2 separate regions of the Mus musculus genome follow, and region 2 is linked to region 1. Evidence: chromatin loops called from intact Hi-C (ENCODE). Cell type or tissue: left cerebral cortex. All regions are shown on one strand. Each heading gives the region's core, and the rest is flanking DNA. Links, peaks and the distances in the headings are about the cores only.

Evidence for each region. A loop is a pair of places that touch in the nucleus more often than their neighbours do. Peaks named below come from ENCODE experiments on the same cell type or tissue, not always from the same donor. Only the 100,000 strongest peaks of a DNase experiment are listed, where the experiment ranks them.
Region 2: a loop joins it to region 1, with 2.8 times the contacts of the local background. A loop is called at or near these places in 2 of 42 quality-filtered maps.

Annotation. Positions count from the first base shown.
Region 1 is chr13:81,781,720-81,790,043 of GRCm38, forward strand. Cetn3 (centrin 3) reads left to right here and starts at 1,528. Exons shown (of 5, transcript NM_007684.4): 1 at 1,528-1,638; 2 at 2,922-3,057; 3 at 5,124-5,238. The coding sequence starts at 1,622. In left cerebral cortex, for the core only: a CTCF peak has its summit at 5,092; DNase peaks (open chromatin) are centred at 1,480, 1,970, 2,932, 3,279 and 7 more places; H3K4me3 peaks cover 3,573 bases; H3K27ac peaks cover 6,572 bases.
Region 2 is chr13:83,096,697-83,105,020 of GRCm38, forward strand. The region is part of intron 1 of Gm33073 (a long non-coding RNA gene); the gene reads right to left. Among named protein-coding and RNA genes, the nearest start is that of Gm33073, 20 kb to the right of the region's middle. In left cerebral cortex, for the core only: no CTCF peak of the experiment used is centred there; a DNase peak (open chromatin) is centred at 3,497; H3K27ac peaks cover 862 bases.

The DNA.
Region 1 (8,324 bases), core at 151-8,150:
GTTTAGTTTATTTTGTCCTTTGTTTCAAACATCTCCATGTAAATGGTTTATTTTCACCTTTATTTAATACTTTTCTTCTTAGGCTTGGTTTTACAATCTTAAAATTTTAGTAGTTTTTTTTTTCACTAGTGTTCTTTAGTATACATATGACGTAATCTAATTTCCTTTTTTTGTTTGTTTGTTTGTTTTTTCGAGACAAGGTTTCTCTGTGTAGCCCTGGCTGCCCTGGAACTCACTCTGTAGACCAGGCTGGCCTCGAACTCAGAAATTCACCTGCCTCTGCCTCCCAAGTGCTGAGATTAAAGGCGTGAGCCACCACTGCTTGGCCTAATTTCCTTTTAAACTTGTTAGTAAAAGTACTTAATTTTTATATTTTAGGCAGGGTCTACTACTAGTCCTGGCTGGCCTGCAATTCACAATGTAAAGAATTCAAAGATCTGCTTACATGTCTCTTGGGTGCTGGGATTAAACATGTGTAGCACCATGCCCAGTTGAGTTCTTCAACATTTTTCTACTTTGGTTTTGGGAGTGCTATCATTTAGCTATTACTTTTTAGCTTTATCCCAATCCTTTACTTGTCCAAATTCCTATCTACACTCTAGCTTAACTCATGCATAGCCAATTACACAGCGTCCTTCGTTCACATATAAGCTTACATACAGTATTTGCCGTTTCTAATTCCTAGCCCCAGTTTATTGTATTTATACCGATAAGCACTGCAGGTTAGCTCAGTAGTTTCCAAGTTTTCCACAATAATACCTCATTTTATGCATCAAATATTTATGGAGCACCTAAGTTCCAGATATTTTGTTTGGTACAAATACTCGTGTAAACAGAACCCTGGCCTTGAAGACAGTCAGTCTCGCTCGCAGTCTGATGATCTAAGTAAACTTTAAGAGGCTTGGTGGGCAGTGAAGATAAGACGCACATAAACACTTTATAGCACTAGAAAATGAGAAGCAGAAGCAAGCACACATTTCCAATCGCACAGAAGAAAAGGGTGGTTTGGCTAGTCTCATTGTAAATGACCTAACAAAACAGCAAAACGAGAAGCCTAATCCATAATCCAGCCTGCCTTAAAATCACTTGGGAGATGTACGGGGGAGAACGCTTAGCTTGGTCCTCACTGAACTAAGAATAAAGAATGTCGCCTTTAGATTTAAGTTTCTCAGGTGCACCGGCCACCTAAAATTGTACATCTTTTCGCAGACCTGGTTCCCCAATAAACTGCTCCCTCGTTCTGAGCAGGCTGCTTGGGCTGGCCTTTTCCCTTCCCTCGGTCGACGCCGTGCATGTCACGCGTGGGGCCTCGCCTTGCCTGCCTGAGTCTCGCGTGGTGACTCTAATACGCGCGCAAGGGAGTCGGGAAAGAACCTGGCCAATCCAGGGAGCCAGACTGACAACCAGGGCCAAAAAATGTGTACTTGATTGACATGAATGCTGACCAATGAAAAAAGAAGAGCAGCGACGCTTCCGCCCCAATAGGCCGGCTGTTGGCAATTTCAGCCAATCGCGCCCAGAAACTTGTCTGGTGGGTGGTCCCCGAGGCGTGGAGGTTGGTGGCTGTTGAGCGGTTCCCGTGGTAAAGTCCCCGAGTGGAACATCTCTGTCGGAAGAGAGAATGAGTTTAGCTCTGAGGTCGGTAACGAGGAGGCCGTGCCTCCGTCCCCCCAGAGGGCCAGGGCGGGTGTGGACGGGAGACCGGGTCGGGGGCGGGTGCCCAGCGCCGAGCACCAGACCTCGGCGGTTCCCGCCTCCGGGCACCGCCGCAGCCCGAGTGAAGTCTCGCGAGGTTTCCCTCACGCGACTGCGGGACTCAGCCCTGGTTGCCTGATTCCCCCTGGAAAGTCGCAGGAGCGCTCGCCTTTCTCCCCGGGCCCCGAGGCACGCTGTGCTCTAGGCGTCTCGGGTGGAGCTCGTTTCCGTGACACCGTCCTTTCACTTCCGTCCATCCCTCCCCTCATTGGCTCCTCACCTTGCCCATCTACAGTTAAAGGTGCCCCGGGCGGGCCGCGCCGCGCCGCCCCTTTGGCTCCGCAGGGTGACGAAGGAGGCGGGAGCTGGCGTGGGGGTGTGGCGAGTGGGGGCAGCCGGGGTCACGTGGGCCACTGGGCCGGCGTCCCTGAGCCCGACGGCGTCCAGACGTAAATAGCGCGAGCAGTTAGTTAGCCGAGTTTCAAGGGTTTGAGGTTTAAAGCTTCCATCTTTTAGAACGTGCGGATACACGTGCTGTATCCTCGTTTACACATTTGGACCGCTTTTTGCATTGGCAGCTTTTGAAGGCAGACATTTTCAGATCCAAGTGCCCTTTTTAGATTTTTCTTTAAGCTTCTCCAGAGTTTTAAGACGTTTAACCTATCGTTTACATGTTAAGTGAGAGTTAAAACACTTTTAAACATCACGTAGACTTAAGCACGACTATTAGATGCTGTGATTTTTTTTTTTTTTTTTTTTTGGTGTCTAGTATTTGAATGTTTAGACCCTTTTATATTTTGCCTGGCTAATATCAGTGGAATAAAACCACAAAGCAGTGTTACAAATGTATAATCTAAAAACATTTTGAGCTTACAGTGCAAAAGTAATCTTTTAAGTTTTATGGTTGTTTTTTTGTAGTAATTGTGAGAATTTATAAGCTGTCCAAAATCAAGTCTATTCTGGTTGATTGTTTTGTTCTTTATTTTTGGTAGATGACATTGTTTTGTTCTTTATTTTTGGTAGATGACATGAATAATATGTATGGTGTTTTCGGTGCTTTTGACTTTGTTTAGGATTTCTCTTATAAAAGTACATTTGACTACAGGACATTGATTTAGGGGCAGTTCCTTTATTTGCCAGGCTACTCTGCTTTGTTAAAATTTAGAAAATGAATCTTTGTCCTAAGATGGGTTAAAGTGGCCTAAAGACATTTTTCTGTGTCCTAGAGGTGAGCTTGTAGTAGACAAAACAAAAAGGAAAAAACGAAGAGAGCTCTCTGAAGAACAGAAGCAAGAAATTAAAGATGCTTTTGAGCTGTTTGATACCGACAAAGACCAAGCCATAGATTATCATGAATTAAAGGTAACAGGGGACTTTTAAGACCCATTTTTGTTTAACTCAATTGCATTTGTGACTGTTGCTTTAAAGTCTATTTTAGAAGCTTGTCTCGGAACTGTGAGGCTGTTTGTAGTGCCCACCCACAGGTGGTACAAGAAAACAGTACAAACAGAATATGGCTTGTAGAACCTTGTATTTAAGTGCGTAATGATGGAAAGTGTAACTTCTCCATTCACCCAGTTAAAGGGAGAGTCCTTAGCATGCTCTTCCCACTGCTGTTTTCCTCTGTGGGATGGTATATAGCTCAGCTTTTTAAAACACGATGTTTGTGGCCTATGCTTGTTGCTTGTGCAGACCTGTACATTCCATGTGTATCATGTGCAGTGTAGAGTACGGCCTTGTGTGCCTTCCAACACTGTTGCCTTGAGACAGACTGTCTCATTGAATTGGAAGTTCAGTACTTCTGAACTAGGTTGGCTAGAGAGTGAACTCTGGGGTCACTCCAATCAACACACCTCTGTCACTGGCACCTGCAGCCAGGCCTGTCTTTTTACATGAGTGCTGGGGATTTGAACTCTGGTCCTCAAGATTGCAGGGCGAGGAGCACTCTTACTCACTGAGCTATCTCTGTAGTGCAACCTAAAAAGTTTTGAGATGGAGAGATAGTTGCCTTTGCTCAGACATTTCTGAGATTGAGCTTTTAATTTTTAAAATAGTACTAACACACTCTTAGTGTGCTCGTCTCTGTTACAAAGGATATAAATTGTCTGATGCCTAATGTTGCTATGTGCTGAGGGAAAATACCCAATTTAAGGATTAAAATTACGAGTAAAGATCGAGGGGGAAATTTGTTATGAACACATTTCTTATGTTCAACCCAGTGAGAAAGATAACATTTGATATCTTAAATGTTAACTGTAGTTTTAAATTGGGCAACATTGTAGGTGATTTTTAAGCATTTCAAGTAGGGGTAGATAGAAACTGAGGTGAGAGGATAGACTATCTGAAAGTATTACAGGCCTGAAGCTGGGGCCTCAATATTGAGGCCCTCTGTTCGCTCCTTCCCCATCCCACTTGTGTCTTGCTGCCGCTCCCTCCCGTGCAGTCTGAGTCCGTCCTGTACAGTGTCTCGCCATTTGTTGGCATTGACTGTTTCGGTTTGGGACTTGGTTTCACAGCTCGAGCTTCCTCCTTTTCTATTCGTCTTTACACTACCCTTACATATCTATCTTTCTTGAATTCTTTGACCATGTTGTTAGCTCATAAGCCTTTCCTGGCTTCCTCTGCGTTTGTTGCCCTTTGATGCGGCTGTCTCCACTACCTCCACTTGTTACTGATTACTTCTGCTCAGAGCCTCCCTGCCTGGAGAAGGTGGCAGCTCTGCTCACAGCCCTCAGTCCCAGGTTTTGTCTCCCATCCTTTCCACCAGCTCTTCCCCTGTTTAGTAAGGGATGTCTGACATAAAGACTTCACTAACTAGTGACACAGCTCTCCTTTCCTGGTACTAGTAGCAGTTTTCTGTTTAAACTCAGTCATCTGAAACTAATTGTACCATAGTAGCTAATTATGTATGCTCTGGTGGGAAAGCCGATTGCTTGCTTGTTTGTTGAGAAAGGATCTTAATGTGTATCCTATACTAGTCTCAAACTTATGACAATCCTGTCTCAGTCTCCTGAGTGATAAGATTATAAAATTCCACTGTGTCAACCATGGAGGCCTGAAATTTTTCTGCTTTTTTTCCCTGCTTTTATGCTTTTGTCTAGCCTTTTAATAGTTGTGATATGTCTTTATTCCCTTGGTAACAAATAGTTATCTTTGTATTTAGTGCATCGTTTTATATATTTTTTGTAAATTCTTTTTAATTAGTTGGTCATATAAAACAGCAAAATGCCAATGAAAATAATTTCTATTTATTTTCAAAGTGAAAAACCAGGATGTTTCATAGTCTTAAGTTAGAGGTAAAAATACAGAATAATTGTGCTTTAGTAATCTGCTGTTGTCTTTTAAGATGGAAAACTTCCTTAGAAATCACTGATGACTTCTTTTGTAAGTAGTGCTTTACAATTTGTTTTTCCTTTTTAATCCAAAAGGTGGCAATGAGAGCCTTGGGCTTTGATGTGAAAAAGGCTGATGTGTTGAAGATTCTTAAAGATTATGACAGAGAAGCCACTGGCAAGATCACATTTGAAGATTTTAATGAAGTTGGTATGTACTTAGTCGCCTTTATACCCAGTACTTGTTGGAAAATTACGAGATTTTTGTATGTTTTCAAAAGAAAAAACATATTTCTAGCTATACTGTGAGAATTAGTGTTGGCTTTTGATGATTTCTTGAACGAGGAATTGTTGTCTAGATTTTATGGTTTATTAAAATTAATCACTAAAGGGTAACCAAAAATTATTTCTTGCCAGTAAAATAGAAGATTTAGTATCCTGATGTTTAAGATTATTAGTGAAGACTGCTGTGCGCTGTGACTTTTGTTAGTACAGTGGAGAGAAGAAGGAAGTAGGACATGGTGTCTTGGTGGGAGATGGGGACATGAAGTCCATCTTGTTAAGTTGACAGCTTGTTAGGCTCTGTACTCACTAACCTTAATCTCAGGGACAGTGCTGTGCTGTAAAGTTGAGACAACAGCAACGACACTGTTGTGAGGGATGTCTTTGGCAGGGTAGAAATAGGAGCACTTAGGAAATGCCACCTGAAGATGGTGGCAGCTTACTGTAGTTGGATCTTGGATAGTGATCTTAATGAGTTACTCAGGATGAGTTACTCAGGGTGTATACAGTTAAAGATTTTTCAATAGAAGATTCTGGAAGGCTAGGAATTGGCTACTGTAACTTAATTATATTGCTTACAGTGTTATATAGACATTATATGAATTATTTTGTTAAGTTACTGACCAATGATACCATTTTAGGGGTCATAATCTAAGCATGTAGTTATTTTCATATATTAAAAAATTAAAACTAATACAATTATATGTATATACAAAACCTTTATTTAAATATTAAAGACATAATACAGGAAAGAAAAGAAATGGAATGAGAAGGCAGATCCCCCCCCTTAGGAAACTCATAAGAGCACCACAGTGAAGTTAGCACAGGCTACCTTGGAACCAGATTCCAGGCTTCAGATCTGGGTTCTGACTCTGTAACTTGGTTAGTTTACTTGTCTGTGACTCGTTTTCATCGATGAAATGGGGACCAGTGTAATGTGGTTTCTGGGAGGTATGTGGGTGATGAGCATGTGAAATGTTAAGCACTGTACTGGATAGTAAGAGCTACTAAATGCTGGTGTTGGGATTAAGAGTAGTCCCAGCACTCAGCACAAAGAAGTAACCCAGGCTCTGGAAGTTTGAAGTCCACCTGGTCTGCATGAGGAACCCCAGGCCAGACAGGGCCAATGAGACCCTGTCTCCAAGCAAAACACTCCAAGAGTTTGTGCCAGGCAGAGAAAATAGTGCTTCCTTTGATGCAGAATGCATTTGTATTGTTGGGACATTAAAACATTCTATTCTATAATCTCATTGTTTTATTTTCTGTCTTTAACTTTTGAAGGCTATTTTAAGCATTATTATTCAGAGTTTTGTAAAACATTTTTTCATAAGTACTATTCTAAGTATTGCAGATTTTTATATTTTACTACTTCAGAACAGAGTTTCATATCACCTAAACCTTAGCTTTATGGACCATTTGTTGTTGCCTAAGGACACTGTCCCACAGATATCTGCAGATGTGCCTGGCTTATTGGGCTCTCCCCATGATGAGAAAACAGCCTTAAAGTGCATTCAGTGCAGGCTACCTAGCGTCCATCCGTCACTCGGCTGAGGCCAAGGAGGAGCAGGTGCTTCCGGAATCTCTGCTCTTAAAGGAAGGTCAATAGAAGTGAGAGATTTTCACCTCATCTGTTCTTGGCTTGTATTTCTTACATTTTAAAATCCTATCTAAAATAAAATGTTACAGTGTTTTCATTTTGAGTATTTATCCAGCACTGAAATTTTTGCATTTGGCGGGATGAATGGTAGTTAAGATTACCAAGAAATTGTGGTGAGGGCCTTAGGATGTAAGTGTAGTAACAGGACATTTTGATTCTGTGTGAGAGAGATTGCTGTCTTGGGTCAGAGTTGTTACCTGTAGCCCCGGGACTGAACCGAACTGTGCTCTCTGTGCGTCCCACATTTGTGGACGCTGCTTCTCTGCTACCAAATAGCATAGCAGTTTAGACTGTGAGCTTAGGACCCTGAAAACCTAAAATGTTTCCTATCAGGCCTTTTATAGGAAATCTTTGTCAAGCCTTCACCCAGGAAAATTTAAGTTTTTGCAAAGGGAATTTTTTTTTTTAACTTAAATCTTTAGGGATAGAAGATGTCCAAGAAGATTGTAGGAGTAGAGTAGATGCAGTCTAGCATAGAAGTGACAAAGCGGCATGGTACTACATGCTCAGCACGATGAGAAGCTTGATCTCATGCAGTCCCCTCTGTTAGAGGAGGGTCAGAGCACTGGGACGGCAGCCTTGAGTCAGACTGATGGATGGTCTTACGTAGTGAAGGAAGATGGGACTTCAGTCAGCGGAGTTTAAGGAATGGGAGTTTGTATTTTACAACAGTAATTGATGAGAAGGTCAAAGATGAGCTGAAGCGATTTTGGAGGCAGAAAGTTCTAGACTTTATGATCAAGATTGTTAGGGTGAAAAGAAAGAGACTCTATTTGAGAGTAAAGTAAGATAGTGTCTTCAGAACTCTAGTGTCCAATACTTGGATAATTAAGGGACATTTATGGGGTTGAGGGTAATGCCACTGTTTCAGAGTCAGTAATGCAGCTACCTTTCCTTCAGTGGAGGTCTAAGAGGCTGTGAAGCCCATAGAAGGACTTGAAAGTCCAATATTTTTGAGTTTGAAGTAAGTATTAAATGTTTGGATAGGAACTAACTTCTCTCTCTCTCTTTCTTTCTTTCTGTACTTTTTTTTTTTAAAAATGTAAGAGTGCTTTGTTGTGTGTATGTATACCTACATACCTGAAGAGGGTGTCCGATTCCTTTATAGATCCCTTTAAAGATGGTTGTGAGCCACCATGTGCTTGCTGAGAATTGAACTCTGGAAGAGCAGCCAGTGTTCTAACCACTGAGCAATCTCCCCAGCTCTCTAACTTTATCTTTTATGATTTTGATTTGTCTTTTCAGAATTTTGTTTCCTTATGTGATTTTTGTAAGATCTAATACTTTTGATGGACTGAAATTTCCAACAGTGTAGTCAAATTGTATACCTTTGTAATTGGTTTTAGTTGCTTTATGTC
Region 2 (8,324 bases), core at 266-8,265, 1.3 Mb after region 1:
GTCTTAGTGAGGGTTGTATTCCTATGAAGAGACACCATGACCAAGGCAACTCTTAGAACAGCAAACATTTAATTAGGGCTAGTTTACAGTTTCACAGATTCAGTCCATTATCTGCATGGCAAGAAGCATGGCAGCCAGCATACAGGCAGGCATGATGTTAGAGGAGTCAAGAGTTCTACATCTTGATCCAAAGGCAGCCAGAAGAAGACTACTTACTAAGTTAGGCAAAACCTGAGCACAGAAGGCCTCAAAGTCTACTTCCACAGTAACACACTTCCTCCAACAATGATACATCTCCTCCAATAAGGTTATATTTTCTAATAGTACCACTCCTTATGACCAAGCATTCAAACACATGAATATGTGGAAGCCAAAGCTATTTAAACCACCACACTTGTCCAACCTCTATTAACATCACTGAATCAAGTAGTTAATCTTTCTTGAATCTGAAGATGTCATTTATTCATGGTTCATTTCAGTTGAGTTTTCTTTTCTGTGGTCCATGTTGGTTTACTTCTTCTTCTTCTTCTTCTTCTTCTTCTTCTTCTTCTTCTTCTTCTTCTTCTTCTTCTTCTTCTTCTTCTTCTTCTTCTTCTTCTTCTTCTTCCTCCTCCTCCTCTTCTTCTTCTTCTTCTTCTTCTTCTTCTTCTTCTTCTTCTTCTTCTTCTTCTTCTTCTTCTTCTTCTTCTTCTTCTTCTCCCTTCTCCCTTCTCCCTTTTCTCCCTTTTTTCTCCCTTTTTTCTCCCTTTTCTCCCTTTTCTCCCTTTTCTCCCTTTTCTCCCTTTTCTCCCTTTTCTCCCTTTTCTCCCTTCTCCCCTCTCTCTCCCTTTTCTCCCTTTTCTCCCTTTTCTCCCTTCTCCCCTCTCTCTCCCTTCTCCCTTCTCCCTTCCTTCTCCCTTCTCCCTCCTTCCTTCTCCCTTCTCCCTCTTCTCCCTTACTTCTCTCCCTTCTCCCTTCTCCTTCTTCTCCTCTCCTTCTCCTTCTCCTCCTCCTCCTTTTCCTTTTCCTTCTCCTACTCCTCCTCTTATTCTTTAACTTTTTCTCCATCTTCTCTTGCTTTTACTTCTTCTATACAGTGTGCTTGTCAGCTGCTGCAAAGTTTCTTTGTTGCCTGTTTCTGAAGTTAGCTTAACTTCCTGAGCCAGTAGTGTCAAAGCAGAATGCATAGGGGTACTGTAGATTTCACATCATAGTGATTGAAATTAATTACTTACACTGTTAGCTTAAGAGCAAAATAAAATTGTGACTGTAAAGACTTGATGAATTGAAGTGTTCTTTCCATAATGTTCTATCCCATCCTATTTCACTTCAACCAGAAATTGGTTTGATTTAAAGTAGGCATACTTTCTACTTCTACTTTTTTTCAGGCTTGTGGTCTGTCATTCTTCTAATAATTATACCACCTGTATATTTTAACTTTATGTGTCCATGTAAGCCCTTTTTGTTATTCCTTTAAGCACTCTTTCTATCTTGAATTTGAGAATCATCTTCAAGCACCCAACAGCATATCCCTGTGCATTCTGTTTGTCACTGATATTTGGCTCTCTTGTTTCTAGGAATCACTATGATGTACAGCTTATTCTGAGCAGTAGGCAGCCACCTTTCCAGACAATCTGTCTTATTCTCTTAGATATCTTTGTCTTGGTGTCTTGACTCAATAACCTTGTCAAATCACAACCTTGATCCAGAATTTTTCTTCATGGAGTTTTCTTTTCCTTAAACAGTAGTTGCTTACGTGTTGATTTCCTTTTTAAATGAATATCCTCTCCTCAGTTATCCTCATTATCTAACACAATTTGGCTCAATGGGAGAGATTGCAGAAGTACTTCACTTCTGTTGAGTAAATAGCTTCAAACTACACTTCAGTTAACTATCCTGGCATCTGATATGACTGGGGAAAAGCTCTCACCTTTTGTTTTGTGCACAGAATTCAAACCAAATTTCTGTATATTTAGTATCTGTTGGTTATTGCTATTTTCCCCTTACTGTTATAATACTGCACTGCCTGGTTTTGCTTCTCTTTACTTTTGAGACAGAATTTCTCTATGGAGTCCAAGCTAACTTTGAATTCATTCATGTCCCGGCACCTGGAAAGCTGGGATTAGGGTTGAGCATAACCATGCCTATCCAAGTGTGAACCTTAAATGTCACCATGTACAGATGAAAGAGAGAGAATGCTAACTCCGAATTCTTTTTTAAAGGAACACTGAGCTCAAAAAAGATAAAGATATCCACTGACTTGTATATGTTTCCCAGGTAGTAAGTGAGAGACTGTATGTAGCCTTTTGGTTTTAGCTAACATTCAGTATTGCAAAACCTGAAAGAATTCTCATTATCTGTTGTAGCATTTAATGACTTGTGTAAGTATCCATTTAGATGGACATGATATCCATGTTGATTTTCCAAAGATTTCCTGAGCATTCACTGAGTACAATGATCATCCTAAGCCCCAGGGATGCATCTATTGTAAAGATGTACTGGCTACTGAGATAAAGCTACGAATAGGCATGGATTCAGTCAGCTGCTCTAGTTTATGGAGAAACAGCAAGGGTTCTCCATAGCTCCAGGGCATAGGTGAATATGGTGTACAGCCAGTCATTTACCACAATTCATAACTGTGTGAATGACCTGTAGTAGTAAAAAATATGAGAGATTCCCTCCCATTGCTGAAGCTTCAGACTAAACATAAAGGTGGGAGACACATGAACCTCGGCTTTTATCTTTCACTGATTTCTGACTGCAAGTGAAGAATGACAGCCCACTATGCCTTCTCCACCAAGATGAGATATACTTATTCAAACCATTTGCCAAAGCATACAGCCTTCCACCTGAGTGCTTTTACCAGGTGTTTGTCACTGTAATCATAAAAATAACTAATGCACCCATAAAGCATTTTTTTTTCTAGAATTCTTCAAAATTGTGTTTCATAACTAGGCAATGGGAAACGGGCAGAATAATATAATAATTTGTATGTATTATGACTTAATGAATTTACTAGAGAATTAAGGGGAGTAGGGCATATTTCCTATTGACCCATCTTATTAATCAGCATTTTAATATCATTTAATGATTATACATAATAATGGCAGGTTTGTACCTTTATTCAAGACACCTCATCCAAACCCTAGCACATGACATTCTTGTGTTTACATTGGTACTGAGGACATTAGGTTAGTGTAACTGAGTCACATCTCTCCACCCCATCTTCTTTTGATAGCCTCCCATTTTTGCAGTTTGTTCTAGTGTTCAATAATAACACCTTGCCTATTCTACCTAACCCCTTGCAGTGTAAAGCTGGTTGCTTCAGTATTTTTTCCCTCTGACATACTTGCTTTGTGCTATATTTAACTCTAGAACATTAGCATTCACATCCAGCAGCACAAAGGAGGTTGATGCTGTGCATTACCTCCACCACAGAAGCTGGGGCTGTTTCTGCTGTGCTGCTGGGGAAAAGACATGCAGATGCAAATCCAGGAGAAGAGCTAAGTGTACTTTCCGTACCAAACTAAATCCAGACCTTTCTGAAGCTGCATGTGCACAGGTTCATTCTTGCTTCTTTGCTCCCTTTTGCTTTTGCTTTCCAGTGCCACTCTCTAACTACAAAGAGGGAACGTGATAAAAGAATGTTGCCCCAAAAGAAGATTTTTTTTTCTTGTACAGGAAAAGAAGCACAGGCAGGATAACACCAACATCAGCATTTATATCATCCTCAAGTGACTGAAATTAGACATAGTATAAAGTGGCAGTGTGTGTACTTCAGTATTTCTTTGAACTGTATTGCAATCATGCCTCAGTCTAGGTCTGTCTAGAAGGAAAAGACCATGGCCAGAAACAGGGGTCTGGATACTCACTTAAGTTTCTAGGTATTTTTATTGCTATTGTAAAATATTTTTATTTATACCTTTAGTCCCTGAGTTCCTGCTCTCTCTTTTTTACTAGCAAGTTCTTCTTTCTGTTGCCCTTCTAGAAACTGATTTATGTTCTCAGACCACAGTGGCATCTTTCTTTCAGTTATTTCAGCTGCTCTTCACTTTAGAAAATGAAAATGAGCATTTAAGCTTCCCCCAGCTCATGCAATAACATATTTTTGTCTTGATATAGTTTTTTTTCTTATTAGAAAATAAATAACAAAGCAATACTAACTTGAGTATTGGGTATGAAAATTCCCTTAATGAATATGCTTTATATGTGGAGCAGATCATTATTTTATTCAGTTAAGGAATAGAGATGGTATTTAGAGAGAGGGAAACAGTGGAAAGCAATTGGAAGTGTAGGAACAATCATAAAAAAACAGAGAAAAAGAGAACATAGGGAAAGGGAAGTAGTAAGACACAGAGAGAGAGAGACAGAGACAGAAAGATAAAGAAAAAGAGAGAGACAGAGACAGAGAATCAGAGAGAGAGAGAGAGACAGAGAGACAGAGAGAGAGAGATTAGAGGGTTAGAAAGGGGGTAGAAATTGACCATCTAACCAACAACTGGAAAGCTAAGTCCTCAGAAGGAGGGACATTTTATGCCCTCTATGTCTGCTAGGGGTCTTTCTATGGGATCTTGAAGTATGAGCAGATGTCAAAGGTGCTATTCTAAATTCTATTCACAGAAAAGCTGGTCCTTCTACCTTTTCAAGCTCTAGGCTCCTATTGGAACCTTCCTTCATTCTTCTGTATCAAGACAAAACTCACTGGACCTTGAGTGGGCTTTTAGGTCAGAGTCCAGTGTGAGATAATTATGTGAAGAATCAGTTTTGTCTGCACCTCAGCAGATTTTCTGCTAAAGCAAACCTACCTGACAAATAAAAGTTCAGACATGGTCAATGGTGTGCGTGACAAGATGGCTCATACCCCCCCCACACACACACAATCTGACTGTTCAGTATTAATGTTTGACTTCATGAATATTTTGAGTATCACTATATTTCGATTAGGATAATAAAACTGGAAGAAAATATCGTGCATATACCTCTTATTCTTTCAAATGTGTAGGTTAAACACATTATCATGGAATCATTTCACAGACTCTATCAAAACTTCTAAACAGGAAAGGGAATGATAAAAAGTATTCATCTGATGGACAATTAGTCAAAATCTTTATATAGTACTGTTATGGTGTGGCTATAAGATATCCTTCACTGGCATTGGTGTTGAAGCTCTAGTCTCTAGCTCATGATACCTCTGAGAAGTAATTGATCCATGAAGTCACCGAGTTACCAAGAGGTTTACTCAATCATGTAGTCAAAATCAAAGGGGCTACTAGAATGTAGGTCCTTATTGGTAGCTGTGGGCTACCGTGTACTATGCCTGTAACTTTGTAGGTATGTTTGGTATGTTTCTCTCTCTTTTTTCCTCTCTTCTCTTCTCCTCTCCTCTCATCTTATCTTGTTCTCGTTCTTCCTGTTTCTCTTCTTCTTCCTGCTCCTCTTCTTTTGTTTCTCTTGTTCCTCTCTCTCTCTCTCTCTCTCTCTCTCTCTCTCTCTCTCTCTCTGTCTGTCTCTCTCACCCTCTCTCCTTCCCTCCCTTCCTCCCTTCCTTCCTCCCTCTCTCCTCCAGGCTTGTTCACTATAATTTCCACTATGTATCCACCATAGCACTCTAGGCCCTGGAAAAATGGAGCAAGCTACTATGACTGACACCTCTGGAAACATGAGCAAAATGAATATTTTCTCCATCTATGTGCTAAATATTACCTTAGTTGTTCTTCCATTTGTTCTGATAATATACTCTAACAACAGCGACATAAAAAAGGGGGTGTTTGTTTGCACTTACTTTTAAATGTTGTAGTCTGTCATAGAGGATACCATAACAGCAGAAATTGGGGCAGCTTTTCTCAAGTATCCAAATTATGAAGCAGAGACAGTGTATTTGTATAAGCTCGCATTCTTATTTTTATACAGTTCAGTATTCCAAAGCAAAGCGCAATGCCACTCATAATAGGTGAGTTTTCCCATCTCAGTTAAACTGATCAAGTTAATCTCCCAGGCATGCCCAGAGCCTCATTTCCCAAGGGGTTCTAGAACTCAACTTGACAACTGATATCTTAATCATCCTGGGTATTTTGTCACAGCAAAGAAAGGCTGATTAATGGGAAAAAAGTGTAAAAATGAAGTAATGATCTTATTTGCTATACCTGCAACAAAAGACCTGATGAAATATACTTTAAGAAAGAAAAAAGACATTGAAAAAACCTTACAATATTCATAATCATGGAAATAAAAACAATGAGTTCCACATTCCTGAATTGTCCATGATTCAATTAGAATGAATCATTCTTCTTGAGATCAGGTCCATTAAGTAAGAAATGGATATGAAGAAAAGGCCAAAAGCAGAGTGCTGGAGAGAATGTTGAGAAACATTACCAAGTGAAAGTGGGCATGCAGCACGAGAGGCTACACACAGATGACCGGAAGACTCAGCTCATCCTCAGCAGTGCATCATGAGCATTTTGAGTGATTCTAAGTAAGAAGCTGAGTATAACCTTCCATTTTATTTTCAAAGACTTTGAAATTGGCCATGTGTTATAGCAGAAAATATAGGGATTAGGGTTGGGGTCTGACTGACAGCAAACTAAACCAGCTATCACTTGTTCTAAGATTTGGAGCAAGATACTCAACATTGTTAAGTTGTATCTTGCTTGAAGCAAGTATCCTGGACAGATGATTTGTCTGACTTTTGGAGACTATCATATTTGCATTTAACACTACTGTTGCAGTTTTCTTGGCTTCCTTTCCTTATTTCACTTCAAGATATATGTGTGTTCCATTGTGTTTTTCTCCTACTCATTCCCACCCATTTCTTCTTTTCCCATAACTGCCTACTTATGAATAATCCTCCTTCTATCTGCATGATACATATTTATATTGAAAATAAAAAATTAAAATAAAATAAATTGTACCATCTAATTTCCCTATTCCTGTTAGATTTTTCCTTTTTCCACATGGTATCTCAAAAAGTTTCAATACATATCTCTGTGTTGGTGTATGTGTGTATACAGATACTGCAATTCTATAGTCTACCATCAATTTTCATGCAAATGTTATGAATGAACTCTTCTTAATATCTGAATAAATCTCCATTGTGCATGTGTAACGTATCTCAGCCATCCATTCTTCTATTGATGAGCATCTATGCTGACTCCACTTCTTGGCTACTAGGAATGATGTGGCAATAATCATAGATATTCAAACATCTCTCTGATGTACTGACTTAAATTTCTTTAGTTATACCCAGAAGTGACTATAGTTTGATCATATGGAAGTTCTGATTTTTTTCTTCCTTCCTTCCTTCATTCCTCTTCCTTCCTCCCTCTTCCTTCCTCCCCCTTCCTTCCTTCCTTCCTTCCTTCCTTCCTTCCTTCCTTCCTTCCTTCCTTCCTCCCTCCTTCCCTCCCTCCCTCCCTCCCTCCCTCCCTCCCTCCCTCCCTCTCTCTCTCTCTCTCTCTCTCTCTTTCTTTCTTTCTTTCTTTCTTTCTTTTACTTATCTTTTTTGAGGAACTACCACAGTGGTGATTTTCTTTTACAGTGTCATACCAATTGTAAAGGGTCATTTTTTCCCCACATCATTAGATAATTTTATTTTAATGCATTTTATTTGAAATAGAATTGCATCACTTCCCTCCCTCTTAGATACTCTTTCTCAAACCATGCCTGTGACCCTCACTCTCAAGATGATAATTCCTTTTTCTTTGATTATTATTGTTACACACACACACACACACACAGAGAGAGAGAGAGAGAGAGAGAGAGAGAGAGAGAGAGAGCTTTCTAATTTTATTTCTTTTTCTTGGTTTATTAGCATTAAGGTTTTAAAATTCATTTATTGTGTATTATTCGTTTATCACCAAGAACAAGAACAAGATCAATCTTCATCCCTATAAAAATTAAGCAAGAGAGAGAAACATTGCTGCTCATAAGTGTTGTGATATTAATGAGGCTCAGCCATAAATTACTTATCATCTGTAGTTTTTCTGATATGTATTGATGTGACAAATGTACACTAATGTCCTAGAATAAGAGATAAGTACACATTTAGTTGGTAAGACAGAACATTTCATAAAAGTATTGTAAAACCATCTGTACTAAAAATTTTGAGTATTTTATTCATTTTTTTGTACTTCTTTCCTTATTTCAAATAAAGATTGTTTTTCCCCAGGAACACACATATCACGTGGACTATCCTTCAGGCTGTCAGTCACAGAAAAGATATACATATGCCCAGAGTATACACTTGTGCTTGTTCAGTGTTATTTGGGGAAAATATGTTGCATGTTCTCCTGGCTCTCCTAGTTTTACATCTTGAATTAATGCAATTTATTCTAATTTATGGCAACTGT